Regions from separate parts of the Homo sapiens genome. Here region 1 is linked to region 2. A link is a loop called in an ENCODE intact Hi-C map of the cell type or tissue named here. Cell type or tissue: tibial artery. All regions are shown on one strand. Links, peaks and the distances in the headings refer to the core of each region. The heading gives the core; the rest is flanking DNA.

Region 1 (9,355 bases), core at 444-8,443, 300 kb after region 2:
GCAGGTGCACACCACCACGCCCAGCTAACTTGTATTTTTCTGTGTGTGTATGCGTGTGTGTGTGTGTGTGACTGACTTCCTTAAAACAGTAATGACTTACTGATAGTCAGCTATTGTACAGAAAGGGTATCACAAACCTCTTTGTCTTTTGGATCATGCCTCTGTTTTCAGAGCAGGTTGTTTTCCCAGGTGATTTTGATGACATCCCACCTGCAGCTTTTTAGATGTGTCCAAGTTGGGGACAATCCCGGCCTGTTCAACTGACCTGGATACAAAGGCTGTCAGGGCTGGCAGTGGTGCACCTTGAACCTTCTGCCACTCTTGCGTCTTGGATCTTGAGTTTCATTTCTATTTTTGTCGGGTATAGAGCATTCTTTGCTCTTGGTTGCCTAGTTTATCCAGAGAAGGACTTTGGGGCCAAAAGGACACAAATTCAAACATCAGTTTCCCCACCTAATTATGGGAGCTCAAGTTCTAAAATTCAACTGTTCTAAAATTCAGTTTCTTCCTTTGCAAGATGGGGACAATAATGGTCACCATGCAGAGTTGTTGAGGGATTAAATGTATCCAGTAATTGGCATAGCACCTCGTGTGCAGGAGGTGCAGAATGAACGTGGAATAAGTGAATGGCTGCCAATGAGGGAGACCCGGTTAGGTGGGTCCAATGGAAGGTCTTTTTCTTTTCTTTTTAGAGATGGGGTCTCTTCTGTTGCCCAGGCTGGAGTGCAGTGGTATGAACATGGATCACTACATCCTGGAACTCCCGGGCTCCAGCAGTTCTCCCGCCTCAGCCTCCCAAGTAGCTGGGGCTATAGGCACGTGCCACCATGCCTGGCTAATTTTTAAATTTTTTGTAGAGATGGGGTCTCACTATGTTGCTTAGGCTCAGTGGAAGGTCTTGAATGCCAGGCAAGACTGCCTGCACTTTCTGGGGTGGGGGCAGGCACTGCAGGAGTTTGAGAAGCAGGAGTGATGGGATGAGCGCTGTGCTTTAGGCAGTCAAGTGCAGAGTGTGCTGGATGAGGCAGAACCGTGGGAAACAGGGGACGGGCACCGGGAATCATCCAGCAGGCTGTCGTGCTAGTGCCTGTTCTGGTGAGGGCTGAGCTGGGCCTGGACTAGAAAGAAGGGACCATGTGAGACTGTGCAGAGGTCCCGCCTACCAACTGCTATGGAAATAAACAAGACACAGGGGCTGGAGAAGTTGGGACTCCAAGATGCATGAATTCTGGGTCCTAGTGAAAAGGTGAACAAGTCATGAACAGAGATAAGAGAAATCAGGATAAAGAGATAATTTGTGGGAGGAAAAAATGCATTTGGTTTTATTCATGTTGCCTTTGAGATGCTGACAGACTATCCAAGCAGAGACAAGTGGAAGAGATGATTGCGGCGCCAGAGCCTGGGAGAGGCCAGAGCTGGCCATGAGGACTGAGCGTCACTGCCAGAGGTCACCAAGGAAGAGAACATAGAGGAGGCCAGAAGTTGGGGGCAGAGGCTCACTTATGGCCGACAGTTGAGAGAGGGGTTAGAGACAGAGACGGAGAACTTGGATGTGCTGGTTCGCAAGGGCTGCTATAACTAAGTATTGCAGACTGGGGCTTCAACAACAGAAATTCATTTCCCCAGTTCTGGAAGCTAGAAGTCCAAGATGAAGGTGTGGGCGGGGTTGGTTTCTCCTGAGGCCTCTCTCCTTGGCTTGGAGATGGCTGTCTTCTCCCTTTGTCCTTACAGGATTGTCCCCCTGTGCATGTCTGTGTCTAGTCTCCTCTCCTTATAAGGATACCAGTCATAACAGATTAGGTGATGACCTCATTTCACCTTAATGACTATTTTATCCTTATAAGGATACCAGTCATAACAGATTAGGTGGTGACCTCATTTTACCTTAATGACTATTTTAAAGTACCTGTCTCCTGATGCAGTCCCATTCTGAGGTACTGGGGGTTAGAACTTCAACATTAGAATTTGGGGGGACACAGTTCAGCCCATTAACCCTGGAACAGAAGCAGAATATTGAATTTTAAAAGAACCCAAGGGAGGAGTTTCAGGAAGGCCAGGGGCTGGCTGTGGCCTGTTTGTCTTAGACACACCCTTGCCTCCTGCCGCCTCTCTATCTCTCTCCTCTGGTCCACAAGGAGGTTCCTGGAGGCTCTTCTGCCGTGGGGCCTCTAGTGAAGTTCCGCCATGGGGCGTTGGGCTGGAGGTGTGGAGCGGCTACAGTATTTTTCCGCCTTCTTCCCCTGCTGATGTCTCCAGCAGCAGTTGTTTCTCTGTGGCTCCATCTCCCACAGCACTGATCTGTGGGTTCCAGCTTCCACCAGGGGACCCTGGATCCCGGGCGACGGTAACTTGACCTGTGTTGTGTGCCCTCAGCCCTACAGAGGGTCGCGGCTTCTGCTCTTTCTATTCCCTGGGTTGCCTCACTGTCCCTTCTGTGGTGTGTGTCCGTTTGTTTATTTATTTATTTATTTCAGACGGAGTTTCACTCTTGTTGCCCAGGCTGGAGTGCAAGGGCATGATCTTGGCTCACTGCAACCTCCGCCTCCCAGGTTCAAGCGATTCTCCTGCCTCAGCCTCCCAAGTAGCTGGGATTACAGGTGCCTGCCACCATGCCCGGCTAATTTTTTGTATTTTTAGTAGAGACGGGGTTTCACCATGTTGGCTAGCTGATCTCAAACTCCTGACCTCAGGTGATCCACCCGCCTTGGCCTCCCGAAGTGCCGGGATTACAGGCATGAGCCACAGTGCCCTCCCTTGTCTGGTGTTTTGTCATGTTGTAGCCAGCTCTCTGTATTAAATCCCCTCTGAGTATCTAGTAGTTTTTGTTGATTGGTAGAAATAGCATGGTCAGGAATGCCAGGTACTGCAGAAAGATGGAAGGGATGGAAATGGAAAATGGTCAGATCTTTGAGCAATGGGGGTAGAGCCCAGAATTCCAGGGCTTGAGAAGGGGATTTCTGCCAAACCGATGGGTGTATACCAATTCTCATGAAGGTCTTAATTTGGACCTACTTTGAGACTGCATACTTTTTCATATTTATCAGACAGCTGGGTACAGTCTGTTTTTGAAGTGCTTTTTCAGCTTTAGCTGTCCTCCTTTTTTGGTTTTCTGACTTTTCCTCATTGATTTGGAGTTCTTTGTATATTCTAGATATGAATCCTTTATCAGTTATGTGTGTTACAAATACCTATTCTCATTCCAGAGCTGCTAAAAAAAAAAAAAAAAAAAAAAAAAGACAGGGTCTTTCTCTGTCGCTGAGGCTGGAGACCAGTGGTGCGATCACAGCTCACTGAAGCCTTGACCTTCTGGGCTCAAGTGATCCTCCTACCTCAGCCTCCCGAGAAGCTGTCACCACAGGCATGCACCACCATGCTTGGCTAATTTAAAAAAATGTTTTGTTTTTTTTTTCATAGAGATGGGGTTTCCCTGTGTTGCCCACGCTGGTCATGAACTTCTGGACTCAAATGATCCTCCCACTTTGGCCTCCCAAACTGTTGGGATTACAGGCATGAGCCACTGTGTCTGCCCCCAAGTCCTTTTTAAATTAAATTTCCTTTTTATACATTTCAGTGGCCTGATTATGTAATTCTTATCAATCTAGCAGATTCAGTATATTAATATGGCAAACCTAATAATATTCCCTTAGATGTTTCAATACTATTCATAAACTCAGTAAGATTTCAATATAGAAGTACCCATTTCAAATTAGTTATAAGAATGTACTTAAAACAGCCACATACTCTAACACACTTCAAGTATATATAAGACCAAAAATATGCATAGATTCCTTATTAATACAGAAATATAAATCTATGGCTTTGCTTCTTTCAAGCCTTTCTATATGTAACTCAGTTTTACTGGATTAGGAGATGGATACTGTACAGTTACTGTCCTAGTTAACTGAGGCCATTGTCCATCAGAGGTTTCACTGGGTTTCTTTCCTCAGTCTTTAAGGAGACAGTGAATCCTACTTATTGTCATTCTGTCAACAATTCTGAAATCTCAAGGAGGGTGAGGCCAGGCACGACACATGCCTGTAATCCCAATGCTTTGGGAGGCTGAGGCAGGAGGACAGCTTGAGGTTAGGGGTTCAAGAGCAGCCTGGGTGGTAGGGCAAGACCCTGTCTTTTAAAATAATAATAAAAAAATTAAATTCAAAAGAAGGAAGATGATCTCTTAGCCTCTTTTAGTTGAAGTTAGAACATTACTTACCTCTGCTTGCTCATAGAAGTCTGTAGCTCCCACATAGACTGATAAATTCTCAGGATGAATTTAATTTTTACAATCTTTGGAATGAATAAAATCTTGTACCATGTCCTGTTTTTAGGCTGATCCAACTCTGAAGGAGTCTTAAACCAGATGCGATGAGCTTTGGTTCTCTCCCGCGACTCTGTGCTTCGGAATCCCAGCTTTAGGGTCTTTGTATTGATGCCCTCTTGGGTCACAAACAACCTTCTAAAGGAAGAATTTGCCACCTACTAATCTTTATCAATACAACAAATGAATCAATACAAACATAACCAAATAACGAGACTCAGCAGTAACACATTTTATCCTACATTCTTTTCGAATATTTAAATTTTATTGAGGATAACCATGGATTTCATGGCTCTTCATTTTTTTTTTTTTTTTTGAGATGGAGTCTTTTTCTGTCACCCAGGCTTGAGTGCAGTGGTGCAATCTCGGCTCACTGCAACCTCTGTCTCCTGGGTTCAAGTGATTCTCCTGGCTCAGCCTCCTGAGTAGGTGGGACTGCAGGTGTATGCCACTGCGCCTGGCTAAGTTTTGTATTTTTAGTAGAGATGGGGTTTCGCCATGTTGCCCAGGCTGGTCTTGAACTCTTGATTTCAGGTGATCTGCCCGCCTCAGTCTCCCAGAGTGGTAGGATTACAGGTGTGAGCCACCGCGCCCAGCCGGCTCTTGAAAATTGGGTACCTTCATAATTGGGTGTATTTCAATTTGATACTCAAATCGTCCTGATTTGGCACTTCTAGCTTGTCTCCTGCATCCTTCTGCCTGGACCTATTTTTCTTTGAAGCTTCTCCTGCTTCCTAGCATAAGATGTTCCAGCTTATCTGGTATCTCTTGAACACCAGAATCAGTGATTTCTCCAAGGATTTCTAGTTCCTTGTAATGAGGAGAAGAGCACCCATTCAAGAATCTGAGCACTCAGGTGCATCTTGGGGTAAGGCTACTCTGAGGCCATCTCAGTGAAAGAGCTAGGAAAGATAATTATTTTCCTCTTAAAGACATGAGTTCAAATGCATATTTCCAATAGTTAAAGATGTTCTAATTTAAATTCTTTTGATGCTCTAAATATTGTCTACTTTTCTCTTTATTTTGATTAACAAAATAAAATTACTTTTTGCTTGATTTGACGATTGTTCCAAAAACAAGAACATGTTAATATACGTATTAAAGTTACTGAATAGAGATCAAGATTTTCTTTTCTTTCTTTTTTTTTTTTTGAGATGGAGTCTTGCTCTGTCGCCCAGGCTGGAGTGCAGTGGCGCAATCTTGGCTCACTACAAGCTCCGCCTCCTGGGTTCACGCCATTCTCCTGCCTCAGCCTCCTCAGTAGCTGGGATTACAGGCGCCCGCCACCACGCCTGGCTAACTTTTTTGTATTTTTTAATAGAGACGGGGTTTCACTGTGTTAGCCAGGATGGTCTCGATCTCCTGACCTCGTGATCTGCCCATCTTGGCCTCCCAAAGTGCTGGGATTATAGGCGTGAGCCACTGTGCCCGGCGAAGATTTTCTACATAGTTCCTTGGTTCTTAGAAAGTATCCCAGGCTGGGCACGGTGGCTCACGCTTGTAATCCCGGTACTTTGGGAGGCCGAGGCGGGTAGATTGCTTGAATCCAGGAGTTCGAGACAAGCCTGGGCAACATGGCAAAATCCTGTCTCTACAAAAAAATATAAAAATTAGCCAGGTGTGGTGGCATGTGCCTGTAATCCCACAACTTTGGGAGGCTAAGGTGGGCAGATGGCTTGAGCTCAGGAGTTGGAAACCAGCCTGGGCAACAGGGTAAAACCTTGTCTCTACAAAAAATACAAAAATTAGCCAGGTGTGGTGGCTCATGCCTGTAATCCCAACACTTTGGGAAACTGAGGAGGGAGGATTGCTTGAGCCCACGAGGTCGAGGCTGCAGTGAGTCGGGATTGCACCACTGCCCTCCAGCCTGGGTGACATAGCAAGACCCTGTCTCAAAAACAAACAAAACAAGCTATCCTTCTCAGCTCTGGCCATTTGACTGATGAGAATTCTGAATGCTCTCCAAGTTCAAACAGGTACTGAGTTAATGTCAGTATGATAGGCTTTCCCTGGGGAAGTTCTGCCATGTATTTAATGGGGGATAGGACAGTAAACACTCTACTCTCTCTTGTCCCCAAACTATTATTCCCAGGGCATGCCTTCCTAAGGGCAAGAAACTAGAGACTTTTTGAGTCTGTGGAGACTTTTCCTATAGAAAGCCGGTCATGTTGATGGGTTTCAGAGGTGGTCTTCAGTGGCTAGCTGGGTCATTCTTGTTCCTTTCTGCAGTGTTCTTATAAATGACAAAGTCTTGCTTCTAAATCCCTAGTCTGACCGGGCGCGGTGGCTCACGCCTGTAATCCCAGCACGTTGGGAGGCTGAGGTGGGACGATCACCTGAGGTTAGGAGTTTGAGACCAGCCTGGCCAACATGGTGAAACCCCATCTCTACTAAAAATACACAAATTAGCCAGGTGTGGTGGCATGTGCTTGTAATCCCAGCTACTCGGGAGGCTGAGGCAGGAGAATCACTTGAACTTGGGAGGCGGACGTTGCAGTGAGCTGAGATCGCGCTGCACTCCAACCTGGGCAAGTGAGACTTCATCTAAAAAAAAAAAAAAAAATCCCTAGTCTGTGGTCTTATTTTCCACATCATTTTGGAAATGTCTTATTAGAGTCTAGAGTAGCCCAGACCCAGGGAATGACAGAGGAAGATGTTAGCAGTGCTTCTCTAACTTTAATGTGTTTGTGAGTCTCCTGGGATTTTGTCAAAATGCAGACGCTGATTTGGGGTTGGGTGGGGCCTAGGATTCCGCTTTTCTTGCGAGCTTCCAAGTGATGCTGCTGCTGCTGCTCTAAGGACCACACTTTGAGCAGTGAGGGACTACAGGATGAGGATCAGGTGCATACACATTAATATCCCTTGGTGTATTATTTTTGCATCCTTCCCCTATTCCTTTGTTATATAGGGGTGATGAAACTCAACTCTATCCTTGACCTTTGCAAAATGAAATCATTTTAGGGCGGGATCATAAACAGAGCTTGTTATGTGACTGTTTCACTTCTCACTGTGCCCTTCATATCTTCCTCCCTCTATTCCTTCCCCAGGCATGAATGGTATCAGTACTCTTCAATGCAAGGGTCAGCTCATGTTGAACCATGGTGGTCCCCATGCTTTTAACCTAGAATTGGTATACAGGATTGACCCCAAAATGTAATTTTCCCATGATGTATTCTGAGACCATATCTCGAAACACCTAAGGGTAAACCTAGAAAATTCCTATTGGCCAGGTGGAGTTAGAGTACCTGTGGGAAGGTGTGGTCTCAAAACCCTTAGGGAATTTGGAAAAACTGGAGATGTTGGTCACCTTCAGATAGAGGAGATGACCTCTCCATACCTAGCAGGGGTGGGGAGTGGTCCTTATAGCCATAATTCAGCAAACTTCAAGAAGGCTATCTGAAAGGTTGTTCAGTGAAACATTTAGGATTTATCACTGTTGAGCACTTTTCATCTTCAAATTCCTGACTTGTAGTCCTGTGTTGTCCTGGAGTGGCCAAGTCTCTCCTCAGCGGGAACTGCACGTCCTTCTCCAGTGACACAATTTTAAGGTCTTGTTACCATGCAGGAACCCACTTTCCGGCTGCCACTGTCCTGTAGAGAAGTGTAGGATATGGCTTTAGTCCTGTTTATCACTTTGTTTTTCTTCTATTTCTGGTCCACAGAGATGCTTGCTTTTAAGCCCAGTTATTTCTTTTTGGATTTTCTCTCTTTTAAAAATCTATCGCTATATGCAAGGGGGAAAATATACTATGTTATCTAACCAAAAGTCTGAAGTTCTGGGAGTGGGTGTTCTATGCAGCTATATTAAAGCAGATGAACAAATGGCCAAGGTACTTTAAAAATCTATCTTTATGGCTAGGCGCCATGGCTCAAACTTGTAATCCCAGCACTTTGGGAGATCCAGGCAGGAGTTTGACTGCTCGAGACCAGGAGTTTGAGACCAGCCTGGGCGACACAGCGAGACCCTGTCTCTATGAAAAATAATTTCTAAAAAATTAGCTGGGCATGGTGGCCAGGAAGATCACTTCAGCTCAGAGTTCGAAGCTGCAGAGAGCTGTGATTATGCCACGGCACTCCAGCCTGGGCGACAGAACGAAACCTTGTCTCTTAAAAAAAATCTATCCTAGCTGGGCGCGGTGGTTCACGCCTGTAATCCCAGCACTTTGGGAGGCAGAGGCGGGTGGATCACCTGAGGTCAGGAGTTCGAGACCACCCTGGCCAACGTGGTGAAACCCTGTCTCTACTAAAAATACAAAAGTTAGCCAGGCATGGTGACGGGCACCTGTAATCCCAGCTACTCGGGAGGCTGAGGCAGGAGAATCGCTTGAACCCAGGAGGCAGAGCTTGCAGTGAGCCGAGATTGCACCACTGCACTCCAGCCTGGGTGACAGAGAGAGACTGTCTCAAAAACAAACAAACAAAAACTATCCTTAGATTAAGACATGGACGTGGTGTACATGATTGCTTTTGCTGCATCTTGCCACCTATTTTCAGCGAGGGCCAGAATAGGAAGCCACTGGATGGAATTCTTTGCTGTGCTTCGCAGCTGTTCAGAACACGTTCTTTACATAATGCCTTTTAAAGAAATGAGGTTCTATGGGAGAAGCCTCTGTGTCAGGACTAATTATGCTTCCCTTGGAGACAAGAACACCAAATCATGGTGATGTTTTCCTTTTCCCACTGGTGTTAGGATGCTTACAGTCAAACTGTTGACCCACATGTAGCAAGAACACCATAGGGAGCCTTCCTGGCACAGCCTTTTTAGAGGCAGCCTTCTTGGTGCTTATCTGTCTTCAATTTCTGTTTCCTGTCCTTATTTAAAAAAACATTATTGCATCCCGTGAATGTATGTGATTGACCTTAAAATCTTTTGCATGAAGGCTTAGTATAATTTAATAAAAACGGCCTTATCTTATTTTCCCAAGTCGACTGGGTAGCGGCTGTGGAGCGCTCTGGGACTCCCGGTGTGCTGCTGGTTAGTAAAGGTTGGCCTTGGCAGCTATGAACATAGGCAGAGCCCCCTCCTCAATCCGCCTC
Region 2 (9,355 bases), core at 381-8,380:
GTGGGGATTATTACAAGTCAAAGTGAGATTTGGGTGGGGACACAGAGCCAAACCATATCAGTGTTTAAAAATGTTTTTTTCTCAAATTTAGGATTACTTGATTGCTGGGAAATTTTTTTTCCAAATTTAGGATTAATCTTTACATAGATTCCCAGCAGTCAAATTACTGGGCCAAAGAATATAAACATTTTAAAGGCGTTGGTATATATTTCCAAATTTATTTCTACATGTGTTGTACCATTCACATTGCTATCATCAATGAATGAAATGCCTGTTTCACCACATAGCTGCCAATATTTAGTATTTTTTGCTAATTTAATCTGTGAGTAGAAGATTTCTACTAGAATTTCTTTTATTTCAATTGAAGTGAAACATTTTCCCATATGTCTGCTAACTACTTGATTTCCTCTTTTGCAAACTGTTATTCATGTCCTGTGTCTTAGAGTTCTTATTATAGATGTGAATGTTATCCCCTCTGGTAGTCAAAATTCTAAGAATGACCCCCAATGACCTTCTTCTTTCTATAATCCCCTCCCTTTGAGTGAGGGTGGAAGCTGTGGATATGATGAAATATCACTCCCAAGATTATGTTACCTGGCATGGTTAATCTTCAAATAGGGAGATTTTCTAGGTGGGCCTAATCTAATATCATTAGCCTTTTAAAAGCAGAAAATGTTCTCTGTCTGGCCGCAGAAAGGGCAGTCAAAGAGATTCAAAGCACAAGAAGGATTTGATGCACCATGGCTGGCTTTGATGATGGAGGGGCTCTGCCCACTGATCAGAGAGACGTCTTTAAAAGCTGAGAGTGGTCCCTGCTGACAGTCAGCGAGGGCACGTGACTGGAGTCCTACAACCACAAGGAACTGAATTCTGCCCGTCACCTCAATGAGCTTTCAAGTAGGTGCTTCCCAGAGCCTCCAGGTAATAGCCCAGCCAGGCAGACACCTTGATCTCAACCCTGTTTGACCCTAAGCAGAGAATCCAGTTGAACCCACAGAGCTGTGAGCTAATCAGTGGGTGTTGTTTCGCATCTCTACATTTATAGTTATTTATTACACGGCTGTAGAAAACTAACACATCCTCTGTGGTCAAAATGTGAACTTTTCTTGTCATGTTTGTTGTATATATTTCCCAAAATGTTCTTTCCTTTTTTCTGGGGGGGCGGGGGGGGGCCAGCGTTTCACTCTTGTTGCCCAGGCTGGAATGCAATGGCGCGATCTCGACTCACCGCAGCCTCCACCTCCCGGGTTCAAGTGATTCTCCCCTCTCAGCCTCCCGAGTAGCTGGGGTTACAGGCATGTGCCACCACATCCGGCTAATTTTGTATTTTTGGTAGAGACAGGGTTTCTCCATGTTGGTCAGGCTGGTCTCAAACTCCCAACCTCAGGTGACCCACCTGCCTTGGCCTCCCAAAGTGCTGGGATTATAGGCATGAGCCACTGCGCCCAGCAGTTCTTTCCTTCTTATTATGGGTTTCCCCACTGATGTATAGGAAAATTTTCTATATAATAAATTGACTTTTTTTCTTTTTCTTTTTTTTTTTTTTGAGACATGATCTTGCTTTGTGGCCCAGGCTGGAATGCAGTGATGCGATCACGGTTCACTGCAGCCTCGACCTCCCCGACTCAAGTGATCCTCTGGCCTCAGCTTTCTGCATAGCTGAGACTACAGGCACACGCCGCCATGCCTGGCTAATTTTTGTATTTTTTACATAGGGGTCTCACTATGTTGCCCAACTCCTGGGCTCAAGTGATCCTCCCACCTCAGCATCCCAAAGTGCTGGGATTACAGGCATGAGCCACTGCATCCAGCTGTGGCTATGTTTTTCCTTTGTGATGTTTCTTTTTTGTTTGTTTGTTTTTTGTTTTTGTTTTTGTTTTGAGACGCAGTCTCGCACTGTCACCCGGGCTGGAGTGCACTGGCACGATCTCGGCTCACTGCAACCTCCGCCTCCCGGGTTCAAGCAATTCTCCTACCTCAACCTCCCAAGTAGCTGGGATTACAGGCACATGCCGCCACGCCCAGCTGATTTTTGTATTTTTCAGTAGAGATGGGGTTTCACCATCTTGGCCAGGCTGGTCTCAAACTCCTGACCTTGTGATCCGCCCGCCTCGGCCTTCCAAAGTGCTGGAATTACAGGCGTGAGCCACTGCACCTGGCCTCCTTTGTGATGTTTCTATCAGTCATGTAGAAAGTCTTCCTACCTCTACCCCACTGAAGTTTTAACAATTCCATTGTATTTCTCTTTTCTGTGTGGTTTAATTTTTTAAATTAAAATTTTTTTAAATTAGCTAAAACATTTACATGGATACAGAGTCAAAATTCTATGACATAACATGCAGAGATGTCTTGCTTCTCTTCCTGTCTCCCTGCCCTATTCTGTCTTTTCCCCTTCGGTAATCATTTGATCTGGTCACCTACTGCCGCATCACAAACCACCTCAAAACTCAGTGGCTTAGGACAATGGCCACTGTATTATTTTTCACAATTCTACTGGTGGACTGTGGCTCAGCTGAGTGGTCCTTTTGCCAGTCTCACTTTGTGTCGTTCACGTGACTGCAGTTTTATGGCAGTGGAGTGGAAATCCCGAGATGGCTTCATGTGTATGTTGGGTCCTTGTGGACATGGCAGGAGGGCCATTCTTGGTGGCTACGCTGGGGGAGCTGGGGTTTTCTCTCTCTCTCCCACCCCTTCTTTCTCCATATTGTTCAGGGCCTCTCCTCTTTGTGGTCCTTCAACAGTGTCTCCATCAGGGTCACTGGGCTCCTTACATCATACTCAGCCCTCCCAGCATGTAAAAGCAGAAGTTGCCAGGTCAGGCCTTTTTTTTTTTCGAAATAGGGTCTTGCTCTGTCATCCAGGCTGGAATGTAGTGGTGTAATCATAGGTCACTGCAGCCTCAAACTCCTGGGCTCAAGCAATCCTCCCACCTCAGCCTCCTGAGTAGCTGGGATTACAGGCGCATGCCACTGTGACCAGCTAATTAAAAAAATTTTGTTGTTGTTGTTGTAGAGATAGGTCTCACTGGGTTGCCCATGCTGGTCTCAAAATCCTGACCTCAAGCGATCCTCCCACCTTGGCTCATAGTTTTGGGACTACAGGCATGAGCCACTGTGCCAGGCCTGTTGCCAGGCCTTTTTAAGATTTAGGTGCAGAGGCTGGGTGCGGTGGCTCATGCCTGTAATCCCAGCACTTTGGGAGGCTGAGGCAGGGGGATAACCTCAGATTGGGAGTTCGAGACCAGCCCGACCAACATGGAGAAACCCCATCTCTACTAAAAATACAAAAGCAGCAGAGCATGGGGTGCATGCCTATAATCCTAGCCACTCGGGAGGCTGAGGCAAGAGAATTGCTTGAACCCGGGAGGTGGAGGTTGCGGTGAGCTGAGATCACGCCATTGCACTCCAGCCTGGGCGACAAGAGCAAAACTCTGTTTAAAAAAAAAAAAGATTTAGGTGCAGAACTCTCACTGCCTTCCACTGGCTAAAATGAGTCCCAGGTGCCACTCTCTGTATGACACGTCCTAGGCTCCTCCTCCTCCCCCTGCCCCCCACCGGTTCATCTCTTTTGAGATTTGTTCTGGCTATTCTCCCTTATTTATTATTCCAAATAAATTTTATAATCAACCTGCCTGGCTCCATAAATAAATTAATATTTTTGTTAGTGTTAATTTAAATATATAAATTAAGCAGAGGAGACTTAACATTTTTATGATGTTACACTTTCCTATCCAAGATAATGGTATGTTTGCCTTCTGTTCAAATCTACTGTGACGTCTCATGCAAGACTTTAGTAGTTTTTCTCATATAAGTTTTCCATACTTTTCATTAAGTCTGTGCCTTAACTTGTTTTATTATTTCCTGAACTCTTTAATCCAACTAGGTCTTTTCTTCTCTCTCTTCCTTTTTTTTGATATATGCTGTTATGGTAAAATCTAAATGAATTTTTCTTCTAAATAGCATTTAGTGTAATATCATTTACTGAGTAATCCCCTGTTCTTTATAGATTTGCAATGCCTCTTTTATCATTTATTGAAATTTCATATACAACTTGAATATATACAATAAAAAATAAATAGGCCGGGCGTGGTGGCTCACACCTGTAATCCCAGCACTTTGGGAGGATGAGGCGGGCAGATCATCACAAGGTCAGAAGATAGAGACTATCCTGGCTAACACGGTGAAACCCCGTCTGTACTAAAAATACAAAAAATTAGCCGGGCGTGGTGGCTGCGCCTGTAGTCCCAGCTACTCGGGAGGCTGAGGCAGGAGAATCCCTTGAACCCGGGAGGCCGAGGTTGCAGTGAGCCGAGATCGTGCCACTGCACTCCAGCCTGGGTGACAGAGTGAGACTCCGTCTCAAAAATAAATAAATAAATAAATAAATAAATAAATAAATAAATAAATAATCCTATACATAATATGTTGGGATCTGTTCTGAATGATCTGTCCTATCCAATTGCTCTTATGTCAGGATGATGCTCTTTTAATTCTTACAGTTATACTATATTTTATGCCTAGTAAAAACCTTTCTCCTACAATTAGCTCTTTAAAGAGATGTCATTTCAAAATACTTCTTTATTTTTTCAGAAGAATTTTAACAGAATTTCATTGAATTTCCTCATGAAAAATTTTATTAGGATATTGAGAGTAATTAGCTCTAAAAATTAATTGTATACAACTGGACATTTTAAAATAGATTTTCTATTCAGAAATACTGTAAATCTCTATTTTGCCATATTTCACATTTCTTAATTCAGCCTTATAGCTTTTCTCATGTAACTAAAACATAGATCACATTCAAATTACTCCAAATATTTTATATTTTGATTGCTATTGAGAATACAGTCTGTATCTTCATTTTATTTTCTAACTGGTTGTTGCTGTTAAATCGTAATGCCTATTGATTTTTGCATACGTAGGCTGTTTCAAAATTTACAGGCATACATATAGATGACCAAAAAAGTACCAGTCTTCATTTCTCTATAAATTAACCCAGTTTAGCTCCCCAGTAACCATTTCTGCTGAGGACAGGGGAGAAGAAAATCAGTCTCATTATTCAGTTGGAACCCAGCTGATAGCCAGTGTTTTAGAATTCTCTTTTCACATCCTCAGTCTCCTTCTTACCTTTCCCCAAAAGCATTCTACTTGGGATGGAGAGAGGCATATGGTTCAAAAATGCCATGTCCCTTGCCTATCTGCCAACGTCCCAGCTGGAGTGTCTCAAAATCCCATCTCTGCACAGGCAATAGCACACTAGAGGGACCGCTAGAAAGAGCCGGGACTCCCCCTTGGCTGACTCAGCCCATACCTCTAACTTTTGGGTTATTTTAATCATTTGATTCTTCTCTCTCGAGCTCCGAGTTTCCTGTCATGTTTTCTATTGCCCTGCGCATTTCTAACCCCAACTGGGACGTTGACTCCAAGCATGAAATACAGCTGGATCCCACCCCAGGAGCTACTTCTGCTCTTCTCATTCTATTCCCCTTCCTCTAGACCAAACCATGTTTCAGATCTTTGGCAAAGTGCTCTTCAACACACATTTTTTGCTTCAGGGTATAAACTTGATGGAGAGAGAGTTGAGGGGCACCTGCTGGGAATGACAAGGAATTTTAAAAATACTTCAGCTTAATATTTCAAAAATATTATCCTACTTTGTAAATTTATCTTCTCTTCTTTTGTTATGGAACTCAAGTGTATACAAAGGCAGAGTGAATGAGTGAATAAAACCTTTCCTCCTCCTCCTCCTGTACCCCTTCCCTCTTCCTCCATTTCCTCCCCTCCTTCTCCGCCCCTCCCCATCCTACTTTCTCCCCTCCCCCCTCCTCCTTCTCCACCCCTCCTCATCCTCCTCTTTCTCCCCTCCCCCTCCTCCTCCTTCTCCCTCTTCCTCCTCCTAGAGTTATTTAGAAGCAAATCCCAGATAGCATATCATTTCACTCTGACCAAATTTCCAAACTTTTTCCAATAATTTTTCAGAGGATTCTTTTTTTACCTGTATCCCATAGGTTTTGGTGTGAAGCATTCATACTTTGTTATTTTTAGTCTGGTATCATATTTTTACTTGTTTCTTGACAAATAAGAAACAAATATTGTATTTTAATCACATTTTAATAAAAAATTTATATAAAATATAAAATTTATATATAAATTTTATTTTTATAAAATTCATTAAACATTTTTATATAAATTTTTATGTATGTTTACATTTTAAAATTCTATTTTATTTTCTAATTTTATTTATTTTATTTTATTTTAATTAATTTTTTTTTTAGATGAAATCTCACTCTGTCACCCAGGCTGGAGTACAGTGACGTGATCTCAGCTCACTACAACCTCTGCCTCCCAGGTTCAAGTGATCCTCTAGCCTCAGCTTCCCGGGGACCTGGGATTACAGGCCTGCGCCACCACGCCTGGCTAATTTTTGTATTTTTAGTACCGATGAGGTTTCACCATTTTGGCTAGGCTAATGTCGAACTCCTGACCTCAGATGATCCACACTCCTTGGCCTCCCAAAGTGCTGGGATTACAGGTGTGAGCCACCACACCTGGCTAATTTATCTTTAATTTAAATTTTATTTTAAAATTTTATTTTTCTTTATTTATATATAAATTTCATATATATTGTTTATAAAAAACAAATATTGTATTTTTATGTGTTTGTTTACAAAGAATGCTTCACATTTTGTTATTTGAGAAAGTGTGTCTTAACTGCCAAGTGGTGTAAGTTGTGGTAGTTAAGGTATCCAGGACATCCTTAATCAAACTTGTACATAATCAACATTGAGATGTTCTTAGTGGCCATACATGCAATTGTCTCAGTCCATTCATGCTGTTATAACAAAATACCACAGAGTGGGTAATTTCTAAACAATAGAAGTTCATTTCTCATAGTTCCGAAGACTGGGAAGTTTAAGAACAAGGTACCAGCACGTTGTGTCTGGTTCCACTCTGCTTCCAAGATGGCGCCTTGAATGCTGAGTCCTCCAGAAGGGACAAATGCCATGTCCTCTCTTGGCAGAAGGGACAGAAGGGCAAAAGGACTAGCTAGCTCCCTTCCATTCCTTTTATAGGGCACTAATCCCATCTATGAGGATGGTGTTCTGGGTTGAATTGTTTCCCTGCCAAATTAAGGTCCTAGCCCTTGGTACTTCAGAATGTGACGGTATTTGGAAGTAGGGTCTTTACAAAGGTAATCAAGTTAAAAGGGGGTCATTAGTGGACCTTAATACAAGATGACTGGTGTATTTAGAAAAAGGGCAAGTTTGGAGTCAGACATTGATACAGAAAGAACATCACGTGAACATGAAGATACATTTTATTTTATTTTTTGAGACAGGGTCTCGCTCTGTCGCCCAGGCCAGAGTGCAGTGACATGATCTTGGCTCACTGCAACCTCTGCCTCCCAGGCTCAAGCGATCCTCCCACCTCAGCTTCCCAAGTAGCTGGGACTACAGGCATGCGTCACCACATCCAGCTAATTTTTATATTTTTGTAGAGATGGGGGGTTTCGCCATGTTGCCCAGGCTAGTCTCGAACTCCTGGGCTCAAGGGATCCTCCTGCCTTGACCTCCCAAAGTGCTGGGATTACAGGTGTGAGCCACTGTGCCCAGCCATGAAGACACATTTTTTAAAGATAGAGTGAGGAGACATAAGAGGGCCACCTAAAAGCCAAGGAGAGAGAACTGGAACAGATTCTTTCCTCACCGTCCTCAGAAGAACAACCCTGCTGACATCTTGATTTTGAACTTGCAGCCTCCAGAAGAGTGAAAGAATAAATTTCTGTTGTTTGAAGCCACCCAGTTTGTGGTACTTCGTTGTGGCAGCCGTAGCAAACTAAAGCATTATACTATTCTGCAATAGTTTTAATATTCTATCTTCACCATCAGTTGATACAATGACCCCCCATTCCTCTCTTTAAGATTGCCTTTGACTATGACATTGCACCTCTGCTGGATTTTCCCATTTGATTGGCAGTCTTTTGTCCAGTCTTTTGATTAAGATCATGAGCCCCCCATTGTTATGCACCCAGGCGTTTGTTGTGTGCATGTATGTAGCGCATTGATCAGCAATTGCCTATATGAACTCTGGAGTCAGAATTGGTGGCTGCCACTTAGTTGCTCTATGACCTTGGGCAAGTACATTAATCTTTCTGTGCCTGTCTTCCCTTTTGTAAGGTGAGGAAATAGTAATTTTTCCTGTATCACAAGAGTGTCTTGAGGGTTATTATGAGGGTTATTATGAAACTAGCATAACTGGATTGTTGAGGTTAGGTTGCCAGAAGGCAGAATACGAGATGGAGATTTAACATGCAGGAAGTTTATTGGGGAGATGCTCTCAGGATCAACAGGCGCACAGGGTTTGGGTGTAGGAAGCAGGATTCAATGCGGAGCGTAGTGGTTTAAAATATGTCCTCAAATTCTTTGACCCTCCCTTCCATAGGTAGAGCTAAATTCCCCTTCCCAAATGGAATTAGTGGGATTTAGTGACTGTCTTCTGATGAAGAGAAGAAAAGTAGATGTCCTTCAGATACTTGGCCTCACAGGGCATTGCAGCTCCCTAATTGCACTCTCTCTTGATTGACTGGTCTGGGAGAAGCTAGCTGCCATACTGTGAGGCTTCTCAAGCAGCCTGTGGAGTGGAAGTGAGTGCTCCCAACCTCAGCCATGTGAGGGAGCCATCTTGGAACTGGATCTTCCAGCCGACAACAGGCCTTCAGACAACTGCAAGAATCTGACACCTTGAGCCAGGAACACCCAGGGAAGCTGCTCCTGAGTTCCCAACTCGCAGACATAATGAGACGTTTGTTATTTAAAGCTACTACAGATTGGAGTAATTTGCTACACATCAGTATTTAACTAATACTGGGAGTTTTGAATATGGAATGGTCCTTCAGAGTTGTCCTAAACTGGAACAACGGAGAGGCCTCTATATCCTAAATGGATTAATTGTCAAGTGTGGGCTGCCCCCTAGAAGGGGGAATGACCTTGGGCAAGGCAGTTTTCTTCATTAAAGCCAAGCTTTGAAGAGTGACTTAGCTGAAAACTGTTGAGACCAATACTCCTAGCAGCTCAGGGAACATGTCCTCCAGTCCTGCAGGAAGAGTCTGCGCAGAGAATCATAGCACCCACTTAAAGATGTTTAGTGGGACCTCTACTATTGTCCCAGAATTGGCACTAGGCTCACAATGGAAAACTACAGGCATAGTACTCCATCTCCTAATGAAAGATGCCTATAATTGGGGCCACTTCCCCCAGGGCTTAATAAAAAGCTGCAGATCTGGCCCCGCTTCCACCAAATACTTCCCCAGTCCTCTCCTCAATCTATACAGGAAGGCAGGGGAAGGAATGAAAGGA

Evidence for each region. Hi-C counts contacts between places; a loop is a spot of excess contacts. Peaks named below come from ENCODE experiments on the same cell type or tissue, not always from the same donor. Only the 100,000 strongest peaks of a DNase experiment are listed, where the experiment ranks them.
Region 1: it touches region 2 in a loop (8-fold over the local background); 7 of 110 quality-filtered maps call a loop at or near these places.

The regions. Positions count from the first base shown.
Region 1 is chr21:36,967,108-36,976,462 of GRCh38, reverse strand. It overlaps HLCS-AS1 (HLCS antisense RNA 1), which reads right to left. Exons shown (of 4, transcript NR_186434.1): 2 at 7,656-7,909; 3 at 4,214-4,456; 4 at 1,295-2,863. It also overlaps a transcript of HLCS not described here. Among named protein-coding and RNA genes, the nearest start is that of HLCS, 5.1 kb to the right of the region's middle. In tibial artery, for the core only: no CTCF peak of the experiment used is centred there; no DNase peak of the experiment used is centred there.
Region 2 is chr21:37,270,051-37,279,405 of GRCh38, reverse strand. No RefSeq gene overlaps it. Among named protein-coding and RNA genes, the nearest start is that of VPS26C, 7.4 kb to the right of the region's middle. In tibial artery, for the core only: no CTCF peak of the experiment used is centred there; a DNase peak (open chromatin) is centred at 5,365; H3K27me3 peaks cover 258 bases.